Linked DNA regions of Mus musculus: region 2 is linked to region 1. A link is a loop called in an ENCODE intact Hi-C map of the cell type or tissue named here. Cell type or tissue: heart. All regions are shown on one strand. Links, peaks and the distances in the headings refer to the core of each region. The heading gives the core; the rest is flanking DNA.

The links. Peaks named below come from ENCODE experiments on the same cell type or tissue, not always from the same donor. Only the 100,000 strongest peaks of a DNase experiment are listed, where the experiment ranks them.
Region 2: it touches region 1 in a loop (4-fold over the local background); 7 of 42 quality-filtered maps call a loop at or near these places.

Annotation. Positions count from the first base shown.
Region 1 is chr10:82,694,181-82,702,452 of GRCm38, reverse strand. It overlaps Hcfc2 (host cell factor C2), which reads right to left and starts at 3,339. Exons shown (of 14, transcript NM_001368720.1): 1 at 3,147-3,339; 2 at 1,386-1,534; 3 at 1-10. The coding sequence starts at 3,309. In heart, for the core only: a CTCF peak has its summit at 3,165; DNase peaks (open chromatin) are centred at 3,332 and 4,922; H3K4me3 peaks cover 2,141 bases; H3K27ac peaks cover 1,768 bases.
Region 2 is chr10:82,629,703-82,638,033 of GRCm38, reverse strand. Tdg (thymine DNA glycosylase) reads right to left here and starts at 8,196. Exons shown (of 10, transcript NM_172552.4): 1 at 7,996-8,196. The coding sequence starts at 8,018. In heart, for the core only: no CTCF peak of the experiment used is centred there; no DNase peak of the experiment used is centred there; H3K4me3 peaks cover 1,750 bases; H3K27ac peaks cover 1,008 bases.

The DNA.
Region 1 (8,272 bases), core at 1-8,000:
AACGACTTGCCTAAAAAAGAACATATTCATATAAAAGCAGGAAACATTTCTATTTCTATACTTTCAACAGTGAAACACCATACGAATACATCTGAATCTCACCGGAAGATCCAATAAGCTCCTCTGGGGACAAATGACAAAAAAGTATCTAACTAGTGATTTATATGTTGAAACAAGGTCTCACTATGCAGCCCTTGCTGTCCTGGAACTCACTGTGTAGACCAGGCCGCCAACTTAAGAGCTCTGCCTGTCTCTGCCTCCCAAGTGCTAGAATTAAAGGCATGCATCAGACTCAAGAGAAGTGGCTACCTTCTGAGAGTAAAATGTATATCCGAGTAAGGCTGGCTATGGTAATCCCAGACTTTGTAAGGCAAGAGGATCAGGAGTTGAAAGCTAACCTTAGCTACTGAGTGAATTTAAAGGCAGCCTGGACTATGTGAGATTTGTCTCACAAAGCTGTAAGTATATATGTAGGTATATGTGTGTATATGTATGTGTTAATAGACATTCAGACTAATCTTCTATAAGCTAATACTAATAATAATAAGTAGTAGTAAGTACTATCACTTCTAATTTTTTCCAAGCGAAAAGAATTTAAGTATTTGTATGTAGAACTTTAAGAATAGAAGCAATTCATAAAAACTTGCTTTTAGATATTAGATAAACCATGAATGCTAAATAACCTTTAAGTAAACAAAACTCATTTAACAAAACCAAACTCCAAAATGTATTCTTTTAGCCATGAGAATCTTCTCTATTTTCAATTATATGAAATGGTTGCTTGCTTGGAAATAAGTACAACCCATTCACATATGTCAAGTGGTAGATACTCTCATGATCATGGATGGTCCTTGGAACACAGCGAGATTAGTCAATGAGGACTGACTGGTTTAACAAGCAAGTCAAACCTAGAAAGCCCAGGTGAAACTGTCCCCTCTCTCTGCATGACTACAGAGGAGGATAGTTCCTACTGTTAAAGGAAACCATTCCTTTCATACCGAGACACTGCAAGCACAGTCTCGGTGGTAGAAACGCCAACATCCAGGCTCCACCACAGACAATACTGATTTCAAACACCTAGGGGCAGACTCCAGCAATCTGCTGTCATCAGTTGGGAGGTGCTTGTGTTGTAGACTAAAGGACAACTGTGTCAAAGAGCTGCTGAAGGCTAGATACCCTTATGCTATAAATGTCATACCACACCTATGACAAGACAGCAGATATTTTGACTTGTTAGTAGAAGTGGAAACATTTTCTTTGAAGCTATAAAATGCAGAGCATCTGTTTCTGTCACTGTACTAATAAAATACTTGTCATCCCTTTAAAAACTATGACAATTTCATTAGCTCTTCACACTGAAAACAATAAATGTAAGATATACTTACTTGTAACTCATATAACTCATTGCTGTATCTTCCATATTCAACCATTCCCCCAAACACTAGGATTCTAGTCCCATCACAGACAAATCCATGGGCTGCACAGCCTGGAGGGATGTCTCCTCTAACAGCTGGTAGGAACCACTGGTTTGTAACTAGTTGAAAAATAAAATAAAATAAATTATAACAAGTTACCACACTCCATGAGTGATAAATATATTAGTCAAAGGATCTATACATATAATCAAAGAATATGTGTATATATACTTACATAATAATACATACATACATACATTCATGCATGCATATCCATCCTTTATTCCAACAGTTCTCAATTGGGGACTATTTTGCTCCCCCAAGAATACTGATTTTACAATGTCTAAAATCATATATAGTTGTCACAACTGGGATGGAGGTGTAACTACCAACCCATGGCTCGAGCCTGAGGATGCCAGCACGCATCTTACAACATACAAGGTAGTAGCCACAGCCAAAAATCACCAGTCCCAAAATGTAATAATGCTGCTGTTGAAAACCCAGATCTGGGGCAGGCACTGGTGGCACATGCCTTTAGTCCGAGTAAAGCACTTGGGAGGCCGAGGGGCTCATTGATCTCTGTGAGTTCGAGGCCCGTCTGGACTACAGAGCTAGTCTTAGGACAGCCAGGGCTACACAGAGAAACCTGTATTGAAAAAGGAAAAGAAAACCTGTTCTGCATCATTGTACTCTTAAAAAAAAATCCTGGTGTCACCCCCCATTAAAGAAGTGGAAAACCTGTGATTTAGAAAGACGTGGTAACTTTAATGCTGATTTAGAACAATTGCCAAAGCAAGATTCAAAACAGACCCAATTTCTTCTAAGCCCAGGGTATTTACACTATACCAAATCAAACATCTTCAAAACTTTTTCTGTTGGAGTACTGAGGAGAGTCAAAACTAACAAAATTTCTCCTACCGTTTTTAGCTTTTAGAGGACTACTGTGATCAAGTTGTTTCATCAAAGTTGTAGGTTGTGAACTAAAACGACACCAAATTCAGTATCTAGCCTTAACTAGTTTCCTATGATTGCTAGACTACTTGTAAGTGGAGAAAATATACTTTCAACCAGCACGGAGGTCAAGACCTGCCCCCTTAACAAGTGACACTTCGAGCTGTGCAGCGGTGCCTTAGCTATGACAGCCCCTTGGCGAGGACCAGCCCGGAAGGGCAGAGCACATACACTACAGACATCGGCTAATCAGAGACCAGTCCGCGTTCACCCACAACTCTCTCCGCCGCGAGTTTAGAGAACTGTCTTGCGGGCTTCCGCCCGGTACTAACTGTACCTACGCTGAAGAGGCAGCCAGGAGAACCTCCCCGCCCCTCAACTCTCTAGGTTCTAAGAAGGGGGCTGGGGGAAGGCAAAGACCACCGAGGCCCGCCTTGGGGTGGGTTTTGTTCTTGACACTGGCGGGATCTCCACCCCTTAAGTGACCGGCCCTAGGGTGGAGGCCCAGCCGTGGAACCCGCCGTCTCGGGTCCACGGGGAGGGATGGGCCGGGGTGTCTCGATGTCTACCGGTGGAGTCACGTCCAGCCCGCGGAACCGCGAGCACCGAGCCGCCTTCCAACACGTTGCGAGCTCGGGCTGCCGACCCAGCCGATCTTCCCCCGCCGCCTGCCCGGCTGGGGTAGCGGCGACCCGGCGGTGACAGCTGTCAGGCCCGCGTCCGCCGCTCCTCCCCTCCCCCTCCGCGGTCCCGAGGCGGGGTCGCCGAGCCGCCGCCTACCGGTATTGTAGACGTGCAGCTCGTCCGCGATGCCCTCGTTGCCCCCGCCGAAGATGATCATCAGCTCCCGGATGGCCACGGCTCGGTGTCCGTGCCGGGCGCGAGGCACCGGTCCGGTAAAGGAGGAAACCCGCCTCCAGTTGAGGAGGCTGGGAGCCGCCATCTTCCCAACCCCCGCCCCTCGGCCCACAATGCCCCGCGCGCCACGGGCTCCACGGCTCGTGGGGAGGACGAGCGCCGCCTCCAGCTGTGCGCGGGAGGCCCGGCACGTGACCCGCGGGCCCCGCCCCCCCAGCCCGTGGCGACGTGGCCCTCGGGGCTCCGCCAAGATGGAGCCCCTCCCGCCAACCCTGCCAACCCTCCTCTCTGTGGCTTTCAGTGGGGTGTTCGGGGAGGAGGTTACAGCTTTGTCCTTTAGGTCCACTTGGAGCATCTTCTGTGTAGGAGCGTCACGCCCTGGAAACTGTTATCACAGGCACTGGAGAAGAGCTGCCTGCCGTGTAGGTCCCAAGTGATGAGAGCACAGGGAGCGCCTAAGGCAAATCTGTCATCTCAAAGGAGGGTCTCCCAGACTGCAGGACAAGGACAGTGGACACGGTGGCTAAGTGCAGGGCCTGAGCACGGCTCAGATTTGGAGGTGACAAGCCTACACAGCAAAAGATAACCCCAAAGGTGATTTTCGGTTCATTTAGGTGTATTAGTTGTCTTGTTGCTGTGAAAAAATCCCCTGACAAAAACCTTTGAAGGACAGAAGGGTTTGTTTCCCCTCACTGAGAAGCCCATCATAATGAAGAGGCTTGGCTGGAAGTGGCTGGTGGAATTTCATCTGCAGAGAGCCACGGATGCTGGAACCGGGCTGCCTTATTATTTAGTCCAGGATGGCATCCCAGTTTATTTCTACCTTAATTTATTTCAACCTTACATCTATTCCCACCTTAATTAATCTGATCTAGATAACCTCATAGGCCTGCCCACGGGCTTGTCTCCTAAGTAAGTTTAGATAGTATCAAATCAGCAATATCGACCATCACAGCAGGTCATTATTTTCATGCGGAGGCTTCTTTTTATAGTGTTGTTAATATTCTTAGACAAAAAGACTAAGGGGGAAACCCTTAAAAGTTGCAAACTCAGTGTTAATTTGGAAAGAGTCTATTTTGTAGGCCTGCTATATCAAAGTGCCACAAGCCTTGTGCCTTGAAAGAGTTGAATGGCACTCAGGAGTAAGAGTTTGAGGCCAGCCTGGCCTACATGGTGAATAAACAGCCAGGGCTAAATGGAGAGACCCTGTATCAAAAAAACAAAAACAAAAACAAAAACAAAAACAAAACTGGGTTTGATTTCCAGCACCTACATAGCTGCTTACAATGGTCTGGAACCCTCTGTTCTGGGGGATCTACACCCTCTTCTGGCCACCACAGGTACCAGGTGGGTCTGTAGTTCATAGACATACCTGCTGGCAACGCACCTGTACTCATCAAAGAAAATCTTAAAAAAGAATAAACACATTAGAATTGTCTCACAGTTGGAGAGAAAGTCTGAACAGAACACCAATGTAGGTAACACGTGAAGGAAAGGTTGGACAGGGTAGAGAAGGAGGGTGAGCTGTACCCCTAAGAAACCAGCATTTAAAAGGTTATAACAGAAGGCAAAAGGGAACTGGGGACTTGTTCTATGGGTTTGGCTTTGAAAACCACTTCCACCTTTATGAACCTCCCTTTGCCTGTGGCTTCTTCTAAATATCAGTCCTCGCCAAGTTCCCTTTTGACCTCTTAGCTATTAGTGTTCCATTTCCTTTAGAAGCCACACAGAGTTCATGTAGGAGGAGGAAGTGTTGGATTTGCAAATTAGGAGGTTGCTATTGGCCTAGAGTTAAACACTTTAAGTGGAGGAGGAGAGGCTAGAGAGAGCCAAAGAATGAGTGGGGGAGGAGATGCAGAGAGCATAGTCTATTGTTCTTTGGAGTTGTTGCCATGGAAGCAAGAACCTGTGCCATTCTCAGGCTACACCTCGCACATAGTTGTCATTCAGTAAAATAATTTCTATAATCTTTATATATTACTACTGCTTCCAATCCTATTCCTTAGCTACAGGGCATTGAAGAGCCAGTTGTAGAGCAAGACACCAGTGCCCAAGTGTGGCAGACCTCTGAGAGCTATGGGCAAGGTCTCGGTTGAGGACTCTGGGGAAGACTAGCGGATGAGCTCAATAACAGATGGTCTAATCAGGCACTGTTCTCAAGATGAGAGAGGCAGACGTCTATTTACAGATCAGAGGGCTCTGGCCATGGTTCTTAGCTAAAGCTGTAGCGGGGGCCATGGAGAAAAGCAAGGTGGGGCTCTAGGCCATGTGGGAATCTAACCGTGCTACCAGACCAGTGATTTAGACTCAAGAGCCAAGGAAGAAAACCAGTTACAGCAGGCGGGAGCCAGGGGCCCAGTGCCAGGACTTGGGTGCACAAGCCTTTGTTGCCCTTTATCAGGTAGGAGAAAGAGCCAGAGCACTGAAGCTTAAGCTGACAAGAACATAACCCACAACTGAGGTCCATCAAGCAAGAGGGATTGAGAGATGGCTGTCATTTCTACCTCCTGTGTGGGATCTTGGAGGCCAGCCATGAGAGACAAAGGGAGGAAAAAAAAAAACCCTATCAGCTTGACCCAGTCTAGTGACTCATCAGCTACTACAACATATTTCCTTCCTTCATTGACCTTAGTAGATATTATCTGAAGACAATGTCTCTCCCTCAACCATTAACTGCTAGCAGCTCCTAAGGAAGGGGTGGTCTTCAGGATCCTCTACCCCCCCCATCTGTAAAGGCACACTGCTAGGTCCACTCTTATGCAGGTGTAACTGCAGCTTCTGTGAGTTCAAAGCCCCCCTCCCCCTATCATGAAGCAACCCTAATTAAATTCAGTGGGAGACACAAGATAAGAAAATAGAAAAGAGTCTAGTTGGCAAGAAGGAACGGTTCAGTGATGCAGGAGAGAGACAAGAAGGTAATGGGGTACACCCATTATCAAAACAAATCCAGGTATGAAACTGTCAAAAATCATGAGTCGAGAAAAATAGGGATATTTCCTAAGACATTTTAAACAGACTCACCAAAGCCTGATCCAGTCAGCAAGAGGAAATGAGAGCTGGCCTTCAACTAAAAGAATCGTGACTCAGACACATAGTTTAATGATAAATGGCACCACAGATTAAAAGTGGACATGAGGGCAGATGTTATCATGTTTAGCCGTGAGCCTATGTCCTGAGATAGATGTATCACTAAGTAAATGGTGTGATATCACGGTATGATGGATACTATAGAGAATTCATGAGCATGTCTAATGATATAGCCTATAATGTGCCTGGGCTATATTGTATACACTATTTATTATAATGATGATTATTGTTTTATTTTTAAAAGATTTTAAAAAATTATTTTTAAGTGTGTGTGACACATATGGGTATGTGCATGTGTGTGTGTGTGTGTGTGTGTGTGTGTGTGTGTGTAGGAAACCTCGATAAAATGCCAGAAAAGAACATCAGATTCCCTGGAGTTAGAATTCTAGGTTGTTGTAGCTGTCAACGAGAGTACTGGGAATCAAACTCTGGTCTCTGTAAGAGCAAGAAGTGCTCAGATCATTGACCAATCTCTCCAGCCCATTGATGTTCTTTTTAAACTTCAGTTTTTTTGTTTGATTTTCATTAATCCATTTATTTATTCACCGTACATCCCAATCGCAGGCCTCTTCTCCTTCCAGTCCCTCCTCCTCTTCTCCTCTGAGAAGGGGGAGGATTCCCATGGGTATCTGCCCACCCTGGCACATCAAGTCATGCAGGACTAGGTACATCCTTTCCCACTGAGGCCAGACAAGTCAGCCTAGTTAGGGGAACAGGATCCACAGTCAGGGTAAGACCCTGCTCCAGTTATTAGGGATCCACAGGAAGACCAAGCTACACATCTGCTACGTATGTGTTGGGTTCTGGGTCCAGCCCATGCTTGCTCTTTGGTTGGTGGTTCAGTCTCTGTGAGCCCCAAGGGTCCAGGTGAGTTGACTCTGTTGGTCTTCTTCTGGAGTCCCTGTCCTCTTCAGGTCCCTCAAGCCTTCCCCCAACTCTTCCACATGACTCCCCAAGCTCCATCTAATGTTTGGCTGTGGGTCTCTGCATCTGTTCCCATTGGCTGCTGGGTGGAGCCTCTCAGAGGACAGTTATCCTGTTTGCATGCATAACAGAGTATCACTGATAGAGTAAGAGATTGGTTGGCCATTCCCTCCATCTTTGTCCCTGCACACCTTGCAAGCAGGACACATTTTGTGAGTGGGCTGCTGTTCTTGTGCCTCCACTGGGAGTCATGCCTGGCTATAGGAGGTGTCCACTTCAGGCTCGATATCCCTCACTACTAGGAGTCTCAACTAGAGTCACTCTCATAGACTTCCTGGTACCTCCTCAAAGCCCTCACCCCATCCCAGATCTCTAGTATGTCATTGAGTGCCCTCCATAGCTGATTTCTGTTTCCCACCCCCTGCTCTCCCTATGCTTGATCACCCTGCCCCATTCCCCTCCCCATCCTCTCTTCCACGCAGTTCCCTCTCTCCACCCACCTCTGATATCTATTTTATTCCTCCTTCTGAGAAAGATTAAAGCATCCTCCCTTGGGCCTCCCTTGTATTTGCCTTCTTTGGGTCTGTGAATTGTAGTGTGGGTATTCTGTATTTTATGGCTAATATCTATTTATAGGATATCCACTTTAAAAAATTAAAAACTAAGACACAGGAGCCTTTGGGCTAAGGACTGTAATGGCTCCCAGCTCTTACCACCCCCAGGATGCTGTGCTATTTTCACTTTATGTCCTTATCTCCAACAACACTTTCAAACAGTGTCCTTTTTAATTAATTCATTCCTTTATATTTATTTACTTATTTGTTTTGAGGTGGGGGTCTCTCTGTGTAGCCCTGGCTGTCCTAGAATTAATTTCATAGACCAGGCTGGCCTTAAACTCACAGAAATCAGCCTGCCTCTGCCTCTGCCTCTGCCTCTGCCTTCTGAGTGCTGGGATTAAAGATGCTCTACCACGTAGTGCATACAGCCCCTTTTAAAACTCTCCTCCTAGTTTGTAGTGAGCTGTCTGTGTGCTGTAA
Region 2 (8,331 bases), core at 127-8,126, 65 kb after region 1:
CCTTTGTCTTAGTTGTTTTGTTGCTTACTACTTTATAGACAGAAGAACTGGATTATTTTGTAAATATCTGTTCAACCTACAAAACAAACAAAATTCTCTTCTGAGCATGACTCCATTAAAAGCAAAGCATGCAGGTCTTGCTGGCATGGTGAGGCACACCTATAATTCCAGCCCAGCTACAGAGAGACCCTGACTCAAAACACAGAAAGCAATCAATCAACGTAAATCCACTCTAAACCCTAAGCCTTCAAAGGAAGCAATTTCCAAAAGCCTTTCTAAAGTGGCCTAAAAGCAATGTTTCAAGCTGCTTCTCTCAGCACAAAAGCAAGGAACACAGACATAGGACACTACAGTAGTGTCTACTATAGCAGGATACATTACAGCAGTGTTTACTACAGCAGTACACTACAGCAGGATACTCTACAGCAGTGTCTACTACAGCAGGATACTCTACAGGGGGATACACTACAGCAGGATACTCTACAGCAGTGTCTACTACAGCAGGATACTCTACAACAGGATACACTACAGCAGTGTCTACTACAGCAGTGTCTACTACAGCTGGATACACTACAGCAGAATATACTACAGCAGGATACTCTACAACAGGATACACTACAGCAGTGTCTACTACAGCAGGATACACTACAGCAGTGTCTACTACAGCTGGATACACTACAGCAGAATATACTACAGCAGGATACACTACAGCATCAAATGACATGACAATACATGTAGAATGTATTCAGAAGTAAAGTGAGAAGGAATTTACTTCTTGGAGAGAGAAGTCATGCTTCCCATGGCAAGTTACTCTACTTAGCAGCGCTCTCTCTCTCTCTCTCTCTCTCTCTTTCTCTCTCTCTCTGTGTGTGTGTGTGTGTTTTGTAGGTCAGACCTGGAGAGATGGCACAGTGGCTCAGAGAACTCACTGCTTGGAGAGGATCCAGGTTCAGTTTCCAGCACCCACACCAGGCAGCTCTTAATCTCCTGTGACTCCTGCTCCCAGGGACTGGACACCCTCTTCTGGACTCTGTGCACTTTGATAGAGATGATGAACCCACTCCCCTATACACTCAAACACACATAAATAGAAAAGCAAAGATCAAACAAGCCACTTCTGTAATAAGAGTTATCTCAGTAAAATGGCCAAGTCAAAAGGTAACAACTGCTGGCCAGCAGTGGCACACCCAGCACCTAGGCAGGTGAAATCTCTGAGTTCAGGCCAGCCTGGTCTACAGAGTGAGTTCCAGGACAGTCAGAGCTACACAGAAACCCTGTCTTGAGAAAACAAAACAAAACAAACAAACAAACAAACACAAAATTTACATAAACTAAAGAACACCCTAGATAACCTTAAGTGGCACACAATAGATTTTCCCACACTGCCTTATTGTGTGAACTCTGCTTCCTTAGACTGTTCACTCCCAGGGGAGGAAAGCCTTTTCCTAGCTTAGCCCATTCAAGAACATGATACTAACAGCCACATGCGCCTTGAGACTTTCTGCCCATGAGCATGTATGATGTAATGAACAAAAAATACTCTGTATGTTTATCATGGCTTCTCTGCTCCTGCTTTGAATCCTGAGCTTTCACAGAGGCCCTGGAAAGGGCTCCCCCCTTTTATTTTTTATTTACTTATTTTTATTAGGTATTTTCTTTATATACATTTCAAATGCTATCCCGAAAGTTCCCTATACCCTCCCTCCGCCCTGCTCCCCCTACCCACCCATTCCCACTTCTTGGCCCTGGCATTCCCCTATAGTGGGGCATATAAAGTTTGCAATACCAAGGGGCCTCTCTTCACAGTGATGGCCGACTAGGCCATCCTCTGCTACATATGCAGCTAGAGACACGAGCTCTGGGGCTACTGGTTAGTTCATATGGTTGTTCCACCTATAGGGTTGCAGACGCCTTCAGCTCCTTGTGTGCTTTCTCTAGCTTCTCCATTGGGGGCCCTGTGTTCCATCCTATAGATGACTGTGAGCATCCACTTCTGTATTTGCCAGGCACTGGCATAGCCTCATAAGAGACAGCTCTAACAGAGTCCCTTCAGCAAAGTCTTTCTGGCATATGCAATAGTGTCTTGGTTTGGTGGCTGATTATGGGATGGATCCCCGGGTGGGGTAGTCTCTGGATAGTCTATCCTTTCTTAGCCCTGGAAAGGGCTCTTGCGCAGTACTGCCTGAAGTTCCCTCTTCAATTCCTCAGCACAGGTCACATAGGGGACACAGGATAAGAAACTATGAGAGGCTAGCTTGGGGTGCTGTATGCTCAAAGACAGTGAACAGGGGTCCTATCCCAGCGGACAGACACTTCTGCTTCAAGAAGGGTTCTGGGGAGAAGGTCAGGCACCTGTGAGGAAGAATATGAATTCTTCCTTTGAGGTTTTGTTTCTTACAAACAAACAAACAAACAAACAAACAAACAACACTCCAAAAGAGCAGTTGTTTGAAAAGTTAATTTTATGTATGTATGTGTGTAGCATGCACATGCAGTGCCTGTGGAGATCAGAAAAGGGGGCCCGGCCTCTACACCTGGACTTAGCCATAGTTATGAGCCTCCATGTGGGTGCTAGGAATCAAATCCAGGCCCTTGGCAACTGTTAAGCCTTCTCTCCACTCCCAAACTTGTGCTTCTTTAAATACGGTTCTCATGTTAGAGAATGGCTCAACAGAGTATCTTGCAGCAACATGAGAAAATACTATGCGGCTACTAAGAGTTCATTGGCATTTTGAAAAAAATATAGGAAAAGTATTACTTAAAATATTTTGTGCCGAGCAGTGGTGGCGCACGCCTTTAATTCCAGCACTTGGGAGGCAGAGACAGGTGGATTTCTGAGTTTGAGGCCAGCCTGGTTTACAGAGTGAGTTCCAGGACAACCAGGGCTCTACAGAGAAACCCTGTCTCACGTAGTTCAAGCTGGCCTCATCTCTACATAGTTCAAGGTGACCTTGAACTCCTGCTTCTCCTGGCTCTATTTCTCAAGTGTTGGGGTTATAAGCATGTATGATCATACTTGGCCATGAGAATTAAAGTTAGCATCGTGGGACTAGCTTCCTAGTGGATATAACATCTCTTATGTGGGTGCAAGCAAAACAAGTACATAGAAACCTTCATAACTTTGAATACTAGAAAACCAGAATTTTAGATAACCTAATTTTCTGTTGTTGAATACTAGTTAAATCTGCAAGTGACACAAACTTGCTTTTTGTTTCAATTCTTTCTTTTTTTTTCATTTCAAATGATTTGTGTGTACCTATGCTTGTCTGCATGTATTACGTGCATGACATGTATGTAGGACCAAAGGGAAGTCAGAGTCCCATAACTGGAGTTACAGGTAGTTGTGAGCAAGCCTGTGGGTGATGGGGAACTCATGCCCTCTGCAAGAACAGGCAGTGCTCTTGACTATTGAACCATCTTTCCAGCCCCCTGCTCAAAAGATTTAAAAACTATGTCGCACGCACGCAAGCAAGCACGCACGCATGCATGCAGCAACAAGGACTACTGAGTCATCACCCCACTTCCAGCCTCCCCTCCCTCGCTGTGATAATGCAGAGTTAGATTTAGCAGCCTCTACATTAAGCAGCACTAAATCTGCTCAAATCTGAACAGGCCCTGTACTCATTCCTTTCCTGGTTGGTATGGCATTACCTGAAAAAAAAAGCAACCTAAGAGAAGACCTCGTTCCCACACTCAGTTCAGCATACAGCCCGCTGTGCTAGGGAAGGCCCTTAGGCAGCGTGAGCCACTAGGTAGAGAAAGGGGAATGCGGTGCTTAGCAGGCTCTTTCCTTCCCCCTTTGTGGAGGTTGCAGGACACGAGAAGTGGGGAAGCCTTTTATTCCATATTTGGTTGACAGTCAGAAATGTTAACACAACTCACAATCATCCCAATTTCCTATAGAGACTGCCCATCTGTCGAAAGGCACACAGCAAGTGAGAATACTAAAAACTACAAACTAGGGGCTGGAGAGATGGCTCAGGGGTTAAGAGCACTGAGTGCTCTTCCAAAGGTCCTGAGTTCAATTCTCAGCAACCACGTGGTGACCCACAACCATCTGTAATGGGATCTGATGCCCTCTTCTGGTGTCTGAAGACAGCAACAGAGTACTCACATATATAAAACAAATAAAATCTTAAAACAAACCCTACAAACTAAGCTTAATGAGGCCTTGATGACATGCCCCGAGTTTAACTGTATCACAAACTGCTCTTGTGTCCCGAGATCTAAGCAACACACTTTATACAATCACTTCTGACTTTACTGACAAGGGGCATCCTTTGGAGGAATAAAGAAAGCAGAGCTGTGGTGTAATGAGAATGACCCACACAGGCTCAAATATCTGCACGCTCAGTTCCCACTTGATGAAAACTGTTTGAGAAGGATCTGGAGGTGGGCCACCTCAGCCCCGCCCCCTCTGCTCCTCAGATCAGGATGCAATGCTTTCAGCTGCTGCTCTAGCGCCCCAGCTGTCTGCTTCCGCTACGATGCCGATGGATTAACCCCCCCCCATACTGTAAGCATGGCCCCTAATTAAATGTTTCCCTTTATAAGAGTTGGTCATGGTGTCTTCATAGCAATGGGAAGTATCTTTTCCAGTTTTTCTCCCTTCCCTTTCTCCTTCTTGCTCTGGCCTCGCTCACTCTGGTCCATAGTTTGTTTGTTTGTTTGTTTTTTAATTTGTTTTTCATTACGGATGGTTGTGAGCCACCATGTGGTTGCTGGGATTTGAACTCATGACCTCTGGACGAGCAATCAGTGCTCTTAACCGCTGAGCCATCTTATCAGCCCTTCACTTAAGTCTTTAAACCTTGCTGCAAACTATATTCCCTTGAGCAAAGCAGGAGAAAGGCATAGACTTTATATATAGCCACTGGTAGCATCTGTGCCCTTTGCGAAGCTGGATGAGTCAGATAGGTACTATTCTTTCAAACTAAGCCTGTCATCCTGCCACCCCCACTGTCTCTATGCCTGGGCCAGTGACATGGTTGATCAGGTAAAGGTGCTTACCACCAAGCCTGGGGACTGAGCCTGATCTGAAACCCACAAGGTAGAAGAAGAAAACAAACTTGAGAAAATTTCCTGTGACTCACGTAGTGGCACATGGGTTCCCCGCCCCCCCCCCCCCCATTCACTCATGAGCGCATATAAGACGTTAGAGGTAAAATAATAAATAATCACCGTGCTACTGTCCCTCATCCCCACCCAACAGGCTTCCTAGGCTTGCTTCGCTCTGACTCATCCTGACACTCTCCTGGGCAGTGCAGTCCAACACCCAGCTTTACAGAGCAGAGGTCTGCAAAGGGGGTGGACTACTGACCACTGGCAGTACCTCCACACTCGGGGCAGGTCTCCTCAGTTAAACTTCTCTGGAAACACCCTAAGGACAGATCGGAGGTGTGTCTACTAGGTGATCCCAAGTCAAGTTGATTCCATGTCTAGGTGATTCCAAGACAGCGAGAAACTCCACAGGCTCCACACCTGCCATCTATGTGAAATGTCATGGCTCCGGAGCTACACAGAAGTGCCCATTCTCTTTTCTTCCCGTATCTGCTGGTATCACCTGCTCCATACTGCTTCATTCTTCTGCAAGATGCTGCTTTCTTCTCTCTGAGACCCATCCTACCAACTCCTACAGACCTCCTGTGCCCAGAACTGCTTCCTACAGCTGCCTGTGGTCTCTCAATACACACACACAGCGGATTAGAGGTCTGTGGAAAGTCGCCACACTGTATGCCTGTAATCCTGGCACAGAAGCAGAGGAAGGAGGATGCCTATGAGACTGAGGCTTGCTTGGGTCTACATAAGCAAGACTGTCTCAAAGCTAAAAAAAAAAAAAAAACCAAAAAGTCTATCTAATACGATTCTGATCTGCTGTTTTAAATCTTTAAAGCTTTCTCTAGAAACACTAAGAAACTTCTTTAATTCTAAGTTATTTTACACTATTTTAAGGGTCTAGAGTGCTGTTTTCAAAACACCTCTGAGCATCTCATTTGAACAAGGATACATCCTACTGAACAGCCACAAACAATGACCAGTGCTAAACAAGCTCAACGCTGCACAGGGGACTGGTCTGGTTTGCTCTCTATCAAATGCTACCTACTGAGATCTGGTTGTCCCTCTCCCTCCCATCTCAGGGATGAGATCTTCACATGCATCAGCTTTTGTTGCGTAGCCCTGCCCCTCTCCCCCCATTGGTTAATAAAGATGCCTACAGCCTGGGCTGTGAAGAAGAGAGGGGACAGAACGAAGGTTCCTGGGCTTGGGGTCTCAGGAGGGACCACCAGAGAGAGGTGAAAGAAAAGTCTCCATGGGGTAGGAGGATCTTAGCACATGGCCCCGAGGGCTGGCCTGATGCAGCAGGATCAGCCCAAACAAAACATGACACGTGATGTCTCGGGGCTACTGACAGGGAAGCAGACAAACTAGCATGGAGGGCCGATATCTGCCCAGCTCTAGTGCTTTTAAGCCTATTATAAAAATCGAAAGAACTTTGTGTCTTATATTTGGGAACTAAATGATCTGAGGTGAGGTAGAAACCCCCAAATGATATTTACTGCAACACACACAGCTCCAGGGAGCTGGCAGTGTGGACCGTGAAGGAACACCACATACACATCTGCTGCTGACAGCGCTACACGGAGAATGCACACTTACCCGTGCGTTAGCTCCTACATGCAGAGTGCAGGAAGACTTTAGGACTAGTCAGAATTTCCAGTTCCTGCTGGGCCTGGGAGGAAAGGCCCATAACCCCAGCCATCTGAGAGGCTGAGGCATGAGGCTCATGAATTTAAGGTCCACCGGAGCTACAGAGTGAAGCCAAGGGTAGCCAAGGCAACACAGCAAGACCTTTCAAAATAACGAGTAAGAAGATGGCTGAGGGACATGACTCAGTGGTAAGCTTGCTTAGCACACTGGAGGCTCTGGGCTCAATCCCCAACCACACACTCCCAAATAATAATAAAAATCTGGGTTCATTTTTAAATCATTTCAGTAGTATGACATCAAGGTCTTACACACACACACTATTTAGTCTTGGGTTAGAGAGAGAGAGAGACAGACCACACACACGTACACACACATGTAATATTGTGCCTCTTTTTGTTAATGATTCACTATTGCATCCATTCAGCATGTATTTATGTAGACTCCAGTTCAACCTATCAGTTCTACAAACCCCTCTGAAAGTTGGGCCGGCATATTTCCCACTTTCACCAGCAGGTCCCTGGCACCCTGTAGTTGGTAAAGGCTTTAAGATAGGTCTACCTGTCCTGTGAGTAGAGGCCCTTCTGCAGTGTCCCTTGGATCTTTGAGTGGTAAACCAGACTTTCATTTCAACTCCCATGGACTGCCATCAGCCCCCGTCAATCTGCTCAAAGATGTACCATAATACAGCCGTCGAGTGGGAAGGCGGGCTGAAGACAGAATCTCTTGCCTAAGTTCAATGTCCATTTGCCACTTAGAGGCAAGCTAATTCTTCGCCAGGCAGGGCTAATACCTAAATCTCCATTCCTTTTACCTGCGAAGACCTTGCCATTTTGTTTTTCTTAGCTTTCTGCGAAGAGTCTAAATCCCCAAACCTATACTTTGTCAGGCCCGCCCTGACATCCCCATTACCACTAAGGGACAATTTTAAAGACCATCCCAGAATGAAAGACATCTACAGATTGACTTCTTAGCGTGTTATACACACTCCACAGCAATAGTATCTATCCCGCGAGGATGAGAAGGACCCCGCAGCAACCGCGGCCACAGGGTACCCGCTTCGCCTTTACAGTCCACGGTGACGGAGGGTGAAGAACCGCGCGGGCGGAGGCTGCGGCCGGGCACACACCACCTTTTAAAGCTCGCGGGTACGGGAGGCAGAGGACGTGCGCGGACCTGGGAGGGGGGGGGGACGTGTGGGGAGCGGGGAGGTCCCCACTGCGCACGCGCAAGCCGGCCTTTGTGCGGGCCGCGGCCCTGACCGACCCCAGCCGCGAGCGCCCGCGTTACCTGCGCGCGGCCTCTGCGTCCATGGCGGCGCCGCCGAGGGTACGGCCACTCCTGCCGAGCCCACGGGCGCCCGCTCTGCCGCTCAGCGCGCGGACTCACCACAGGATCGGGGCGGCCGGTGGATGGACGGCGCTGGCCTCGGCCCCTCCCACGCTGCTACATCACCGCGGCGAGTCCCCAGCGCACTTCCGTCCCCCTCCGAGGAGGCCGGCGGCCTCGCCATCACGTGATGCTGGCCAGGCCAATGGCGTGTCCTTTTCGGGGCGCCCCGACCGCCGCTTAGCCTTTCGGGAAACGTGGATCTCGGCGAGGATGGGGAGCGCCCGGCTGACGTCA